2 separate regions of the Mus musculus genome follow, and region 1 is linked to region 2. Evidence: chromatin contacts called from ENCODE Hi-C or POLR2A ChIA-PET data. All regions are on one chromosome and are shown on one strand. The core of a region is the stretch at or near the end of the contact, and the rest is flanking DNA. Distances in the headings are between cores, read along the strand shown.

The links. A loop is a pair of places that touch in the nucleus more often than their neighbours do. ChIA-PET counts read pairs that join two places held with the same protein, here RNA polymerase II (POLR2A).
Region 1: a loop to region 2 is called in a map of mouse embryonic stem cell, with 3 times the contacts of the local background. The contact joins the promoter of Olfr1419 here to the promoter of Ms4a6d in region 2. A Hi-C loop is called at or near these places in 2 of 37 maps with a recorded cell type or tissue (both mouse embryonic stem cell). POLR2A ChIA-PET finds 5 or more read pairs at or near these places in 1 of 5 experiments (embryonic stem cell).

The regions. Positions count from the first base shown.
Region 1 is chr19:11,869,434-11,873,470 of GRCm38, reverse strand. Olfr1419 (olfactory receptor 1419) reads left to right here and starts at 2,166. Exons shown (of 1, transcript NM_001011775.2): 1 at 2,166-3,325. The coding sequence starts at 2,257. The coding sequence ends at 3,288.
Region 2 is chr19:11,603,278-11,607,203 of GRCm38, reverse strand. Ms4a6d (membrane-spanning 4-domains, subfamily A, member 6D) reads left to right here and starts at 2,400. Exons shown (of 7, transcript NM_026835.2): 1 at 2,400-2,530; 2 at 3,896-3,926. The coding sequence starts at 3,912.

The DNA of each region.
Region 1 (4,037 bases), core at 917-3,416, 270 kb before region 2:
TCATTTACATTTCAAATGCTATTCCGAAAGTCCCCTATACCCTCCCTCAACCCTGCTCCCCTACCCACCCACTCCCACTTCTTGGCCCTGGCATTCCCCTGTACAGGGACATATAAAGTTTGCAAGACCAAGGGGCCTCTCTTCCCAATGATGGCTGACTAGGCCATCTTCTGCTACATATGCAGCTAGAGACATGAGCTCTGGGGGTACTGGTTAGTTCATATTGTTGTTCCACCTATAGGGCTGCAGACCCCTTGAGCTCCTTGGGTACTTTCTCTAGCTCCTCCATTGGGGGCCCTGTGTTCCATCCAATAGATGACTTGAACATCCACTTTTGTATTTGCCAGGCACTGGCATAGCCTCACAGGAGACAGCTATATTAGGGTCCTTTCAGCAAAACCTTGCTGGTATGTGCAATAGTGTCTGCATTTGGTGGCTGATTATGGGATGGATCCCTGGGTGGGGTAGTCTCTGGATGGTCTATCCTTTTGTCTTAGCTCCAAACTTTGTCTCTGTAACTCCTTCCCTGGGTATTTTGTTTCCTATTCTAAGGAAGAATGAAGTATTCACACGTTGGTCTTTCTTCTTGATTTTCTTATGTTTTGCAAATTGATCTTGGGTATTCTAAGTTTCTGGGCTAATATCCACTTATCAGTGAAACAATTAGCTGTTAAATATTAATTTCTCCGAAGAGCTTCCAGCATGAAGAATCACTTTTTACTTATTAATATTGTTGCTTATTTTTTGAGAATTTCATATACATACATACATATGTGTGTATATATATATATGTACATACATATACATATATAATGGATCTTGATTATAAACACCCCAGTTCCTCCTCACTTTCCACCCAAGACTCCCCCATGTGCCCTGCGTTCTTCTCACCTTTATGCCCTCTTTTCTGTTAGCATTGGCTACATGAGCATAAGCAACCTAGTCTACTGGTGGTCACACTCCCAAGTGAAATGATTTCTCCTCCAGCAGCGTGATCACCATAAAAACAAAGAAAAGCCAAACGCCATATTGAAGCTTAGGCTACATTGGTTATCAAACTAGCATAAACCAATAGTTGAACTTGTTCTTTGATCTCATCCTTCACTTTTAGAAGAATAGTGTTCTTAGCTTTCTGAGTATCCTCTGCAAACATCAAGGGAAAGACCATTCAGTCGCTAATTTAGTCAGTTTCATTCAACTGAAAGGCTAACCACAATCACACGGAAATGTGTGTGCAGGCATGTGTGAGTCCATATTGCAGCTTACTTAAGTTCAGAAACATGGAAGTGTCAGCAGAGGCAGAGCCGGTGACCAGGGCAGTAGAGATTTTTAAATGTTATTTCCTGAAGTTGCACCTCAGCAAAGAACTCCATTTTCACTTATAAAATTGTTTTGTGACTCAGGATTTAATAATTGTATTGATAATGCAAGAATAAGAAGCTATCTTTTAAGACTCTCAGAATTGATCAACACAGCTTAGAAAGCATTTAAAAAAGACTACACTGGGCCTATAATATTGAGGTAGGTAGGGGGGTGAGCCCTGTAAAAGGAGGTTGGAAATCCTTTATAAGGTAGATGCCATTGGAACAAGGATAAAAGGAGATGTGGAAGAAGATGGATCAGCTGTAAGGTTGCTATTTGACACAATGCAACTGTGAAATTGAATTGTTGAATATTTAAGAAAAAATACCAGAATTCCAAGTTTTAAAGGATTAGATAGGTAAAAATGCATCCTATTTTAGTGATCTGGGCTCTGAATACCCACACTTGCAGAATGGGTAAAAGGCAGACTTGTGTAGCTTGCCGTCTGCGCTTGGTGTGGGGATCACATACATCCTTAGAGATCTGTACTTGTGAGCTGTTCTATGAATGTGTAGTCATAGAAACAAAAGGGCATGAGGCCGGTGAGAAAGTTTTGCTCCAAAAGAAGAGGGATGATGATCAGGAACGACATGGACAACACAAGGTAGCATATATCGAGACCCTCATGCATGCCTGGCATTGGTCTCTGTGCTTGTAGTCATAGAGTCTTGCTCAATTTTCACCAACACTCTGAGGTGGGTGTCATACATTTCTGAATTTTACAGTGAAAATGCTGGAGCCCATATTTCTCCAAAGTCACAGAGCTAGCTGGGGTTGAAATTCAAAGGAAGCTCAGAGAATAAGCACTTGGTTAACTGCAGACTGTGATTTAATATAGCTTAGTGACATGGGAAAGTAACTTTACCCTTGACTCTTTTCCTTGTACTAGGTCTGATGGAGGAGGAAAATCAGACAGGAGTGGTATATTTCCACTTCCGCCCCTTTTCAACCAACTCTACAGTGGCTTCCCTAGTGTTTGTGGGCTTCTTGCTGCTGTATCTAGGAAGTCTCATTGGAAACCTCACCATTGGGCTCACAGTCTGGCAGGATCACTCCCTCCATACCCCGATGTACTTCTTCCTTTTTGTGTTGGCCACATTAGAGCTTGGCTATTCCACCAACATTGCTCCACTGACTCTAGCTAGCATTCTCTCCATGGGGAAGATGCTTATCTCTCTGCCCAGCTGTGGGGCCCAGATGTTCTTCTTCATCCTCCTTGGAGGATCTGACTGTGTCCTGCTGGCCATCATGGCCTATGACAGGTATGTGGCCATCTGTCATCCATTGCATTACAGCCTCATTATGAGTTGGCAGCTCTGTGGGCAGATGGCTTTAGGTTCTCTGGGGCTGGGTTTCCTTTTGTCACTGCCTTTGACCATTCTGATCTGCCACCTCCCATTCTGTGGCCACAATGAAATCTACCACTTCTTCTGCGACATGCCTGCAGTCATGCGCCTGGCCTGTACAGATACCCATATACACCAGGCAGCTCTCTTTGCCATCAGCGTGGCTGCAGTAGCCATTCCTTTTCTCCTTATCTGTCTCTCCTATGGTTGCATTGTGGCTACCATCCTGAGGATGACGTCAGCAGAGGGGAAACGCCGGGCTTTCTCCACCTGCTCTTCACACCTCCTCGTGGTTGTCCTGCAGTATGGATGTTGCACCCTCATCTACCTTCGCCCTAGCTCCAGCTACTCCCCGGAAGAAGGCCGGGCAGTATCTGTTGTCTATACCTTCTTCTCCCCATTGCTGAATCCCTTAATCTATAGTTTAAGGAACCAAGAGGTGACTGATGCAGTAAAAAGACTTTTGACAAGAATGTTCTGGTTCAGAAAGCCAGAAAGATTCCTTCCTGGGGGAAATTATTCACTGAACAAGGGAGAACACAGTATGATGGAAAAGAAACTCAAAATCAATAGGCCATGAGACTGGAGCAGTACTTGCACTCATGACTACCTGGGTCTAGGAAGTGTTAATTGTCACCCTCTACTTCTATTAGATTTTCAGTGACTGAGTCCTGGATCGACCCATGCTGCCTTAATCGGCCTTCTTTTCTACCACAGGACTTAGGATAAAGGCTGGCAGAGGAAACTCAGAGGAAAAGAGGAAACAAATGAATAAGATTGTTGACAGCAGGGCTGAAGAGACCGCTCAGCAGTTAAGAGCACTGACTGCTCTTCTAAAAGTCCTGAGTTCAAATCCCAGCAACCACATGGTGGCTCACAACTATCAGTAATGAGATCTGATGCCCTCTTCTGGGGTGTCTGAAGACAGCTACAGTGTACTTACATATAATAAATAAATCTTAAAGAAAAAAAGAATGTTGACAACAGGTGATAGATAACTATCATTCTGTTACACTTTAAAGGCTTGTAGACCCCAGTCCATCTACATATAGCAATGTTTCTTTGACTTTTTTTGTTGGCATTAAATGTCTCCTGAAACCTCACTTCCTTAACACAATCTTGCTGAATGGCACTATCTGATAGTGATAATTTTTGAAAACTAAATCATTTTTCTTTTTATAAAATTGAGTTTAATATGTCATGGTATTAACCCTGCAATAAAGTTCTTAGGGTTCCTTTGAGACAGAAGAAATGATTTATTCTTTGCATTTTTTCTTGCACATTGCAAAGGATATAGTAAGGGCTCAGTTTTAGGGTCCAACAAACAAA
Region 2 (3,926 bases), core at 1,151-3,650:
GTGCCTAAGATGACCACAAGACTGGTGTCATGGGGCTTGGACATGCATCCAGCCTGAAATGATCATCAGTTGGATGCCCCACACGTGTGATCCTGTAGACCGTGACCGAGATGATTCCTGTCTGGTTCCATAGTGCATAACTGAGGCTTGGCATTCCTGAGACCACTCCTGAGATGCTCAGGTGCTCAGAGACCCCTGGCACCACCAAAAGGAGCAAGCAAGTGGAGGAGAAATTGAAGAGAAAGAGAAACAGAAGGGTGTGGGCACAATGGAGAGAAGCAGAGCTGGAGACTCCAGGGTAGTGAGGAACAGCCAGATGTGAGTGCCAGTGATGCCACTTGGGACCATGGTGGGGTCCTGGCCTGTGCAGCTGCCATGGACCACATCTGGGTCTGAGGCCCTACAGCAGCAGAAGTCTGTCACGAGTGAAGGCTAAGCAGATGTCTCTGGTCTGGGCTGCTGATTGGGGACATCTTGATATCTGAGGTCTCATCTGAGCATCTTGAGAGAGTTGGCTCTGGTGGGCTAAGAGCAGGAAAGCTGACTTCGCCCCTAGCCAGCTCAAGTTCTCAAAAGAGTAGGGCCCACACTTGAGGAGTTGCAGGTGAGCAGCCTTCAAGGATAGGAGCATAGGAGTCTCCCTTGTGTGGCAGGAACAAGGAAGAGACAGCCTCCTCCTACCTCTCCCCTCACCACCTTTGGCAGGTAGAAGACCTGGCCCTGGGATCATGAGAGCTGGAGAGCTAGACTTACCCCCACCCCCAGATGCAGCACTTAGGGTGAGACCTGCACCTCACCTGGTCAGCACAGTAGAGCTGACCCGGATGTGGGGTCTGCCAGTGAGTGGGCCCCAAGGGTGTAAACATGTCTGCAACTAGCTTGCCATGAGACAGAGTGGGTGATGGAGAGATACCTTCTCCCTCCCTCTTCCTTTGCCATCTATGGCAGGTGGGAGAGCTGGCCCCAGGGTTCTGAGAGTGTGAGAAGTGGTCCTGTCCCTCACTGGCATTTGCCAGTGAGCTGCACCAAGGGCCTGAGAGCTTGTGATCTGACAAGCTCATAAACTTCTCAGGCCCAGGTTCAGGGCTTTGAATTGACCCACCCCAATATCTACCTCATCGATGAACAGCTGGAGTGTATGAAGGGAGTGGTCCTATAGATCCAAAGCTATAAGATCTCCATGACACAGGGCAACAGGATATCTGAGAGGAGTCCCAGTGAGGTTTCAGTATTGATAGAATAGCAGAAGTCAGAGGTCTCATACCAGACCAAGAATCATTGCAACAGATATTTTCAAGCAAATAAATTTAGACAAAAGGGAATACTGTGGGATACACTGTGACACACTACAGCTTCCACAATGAGATTTTTTTTTCTTTGCTGGGGGGAGATGGCAAGGGTGGAGGACAGGTACCAGAGGAGGGGGAGGTAAGTGGGGCTGTGGTACATGATGTGAAATTTGCAAAGAATCAATAAAAGAAAAAAAAACAGTGCCCATGAGACCATTGGGTATTCATGTCTATTTTTGCCCCCCCTTTTTTGATTGGAAGTGTTTCCTGGTAACTGTCTAACTACCAAAGAAAAACTTAGTTGTATTCTAATAGTGATCTAGATTTTTGAGCTTTGCAGAAATCATTAAATATTTTGTTAAGTTCATTGATTAAAGCCTTTATAAATGTAGCATATTATTTATTTACCTGTAGATTTTAGTTTTTAACCCCATGCATGATCCCTCTAGCATGGAGTAGTTACAGAGCTGAGAAAAGCTACTCTGACTGACATTCTACTTAACACCACAAGATCACTGGCCTTGGGGAATATGACGTCTAACTCTGTTCATCTTCCTTGTTCCATCTCTGCCACAACTTTCATGACTCATAAGTTTGGGAAGAACGGAAGTTTTTGCTTGGTTTTGTGATACTCATATCATTGTGGGCCAAGATGGAATGTGCAGAACTCCACTGACACTAAGTCAGGATCTGAAGGCAATGCTATCCTTCGCAGACGCAAACCAGCTCGGAAGAAGAACACCTTTGTCAGTTTTCATAACAACTTGGTTCACTCTGTCCATTGGCACCCAATAGACACGTAAGCATAATGCACACTGAGGATCAGATCAGAAATTAGGGTCTCTGAGATGCTCAGCAGGTTCAGCTCTGCCACTGAATGTGTATTCTAGATCTAGGATAATTAGAGAGACACAAAATTCAAACCAGTGATAAAAATGTCAGTGCTGTCATGATGATATTTTATGGGAAGGAAAAGTAACCTACAAGTCTCCCAGAACTGGTCCAATTAGTCATTTTCCTGGTTACTGGAAGTCTATGAAAAAGGAAGTAAAGGCACATTCACATGTCCAGACTGTAAGCGCCACTTCCTGTGCAGTGAGCACAGAAGAAGGAAGGGCTGGGACAGTTAGAACTTCACAAGAAGGAACCAAGGATCAGACTGAGAAAACCCATAGTTAAAGCTCTTGGGGTTTCTGAGAGCTCAGCTGGAAGTGACTGGGTGACAAGGCGCACAGGCTCAGGTAGGCAACCCTGAAGAGAAATTCCTTTGTACAGCACTCTATTTCTGGGACTGCACTGTAAGAGATTGCTGGTGCTTATGGAAGCAATAGAGACACTGGGACACTTCAGAACTAAATGGGCAAACGGAATGGGTATTGGGTTTATATCGGTCCTGGCTGGTTTTAGTTCCATGATCTTGGTGGTCACTGTCCTAAGGTCATGTAATTAACAAAAGCAGAGCTCTTGTACCTGCAAAGGCTTTTAAGCCATTCACTAATTAGGCAGTCTAAGGTCTGAGAGTGGAACAGAAAAGAGAGGCAAACTGAGCTCAGAAACCAATTCCACAGGCAACTTGGTTCTTCCTAACAAGGGCACAGTTCTAATCTTGAACCTCAGGTTACAACTCCAGGGCTTCTCACTCTGCATTCAGGTGCTTCTCCACACTGAGGAGACTTAGACACAGGCTGCCGCAGGCAGGTGGGAAAATAGGGTGAGGAACCAGAGACAGAGACAGCTGGGATCCAGCACCCAACTGTGTGTAGGCAACTGGTTAATAACAAAAACTTTAAATATCTATTTAGCATCAAGCCTATGTCATTATAAAATCATGTGTTATTTTCACACATGAATCAAAATTTACCTCTGAAATTCTTTTTTGATTATGACATTACTAACAAATAGAATTACTGTGAGGGTTCTAAACTATGATGAAATATGCTGGAAATAACACTATGAGACAAACAATGAACAAATAGCTCTCAGTAGTTTGAGTAGTAGCATAAATTGGAAAAGATTGAAGATCAAATTTTAATTATATCTCAAGACTGGTAGAACAACCTGAGGATAAAACTCATCAGAATAAGGGACAGTGCACTCAAACATGATAGCAACTAGGAAATTAATGCTACATTTTGAAAGTCTTTTTATTATAGCTCTTTGTGTGTATATGTGTGTATGCATGCAGGTGAATGTGTGTTAAGGCAAATCTGCAGGTCACAGACAGCTTGCAATGAATCTCTCCTGCTACATGGGTCCAGCAGATCGAACTCAGACCTTCAGGCTTGAAGTCAAATGCCTTTATTTGCTGAGTCATTTCAACAGTTCCAATCTACAAGTTTTATGTAAACATTTGGCTCTGTTCACTGGGATCAGTGGGAGTTGTCATGTTATGTATATATTCATTGTCTAAAAACAACCCTCTATCTCAAGCAGAAAAAAAAAATCCTTCTGAATCTAAGGTTTGGGATTTTACATTTTCTTTAGTCTTCTAGTTTCTTCCCTTGGAGGATAAGTCAAGAATGCAGTAAGGTACTCACCTACAGATTTGAGAGTGGGAAGATGGGTGTGCAGTTCTTTGTAAGAGCTAAGTCCATTTTCTCTTCCAGCCGTGGAAGCTCCATCATGATTCCACAAGTA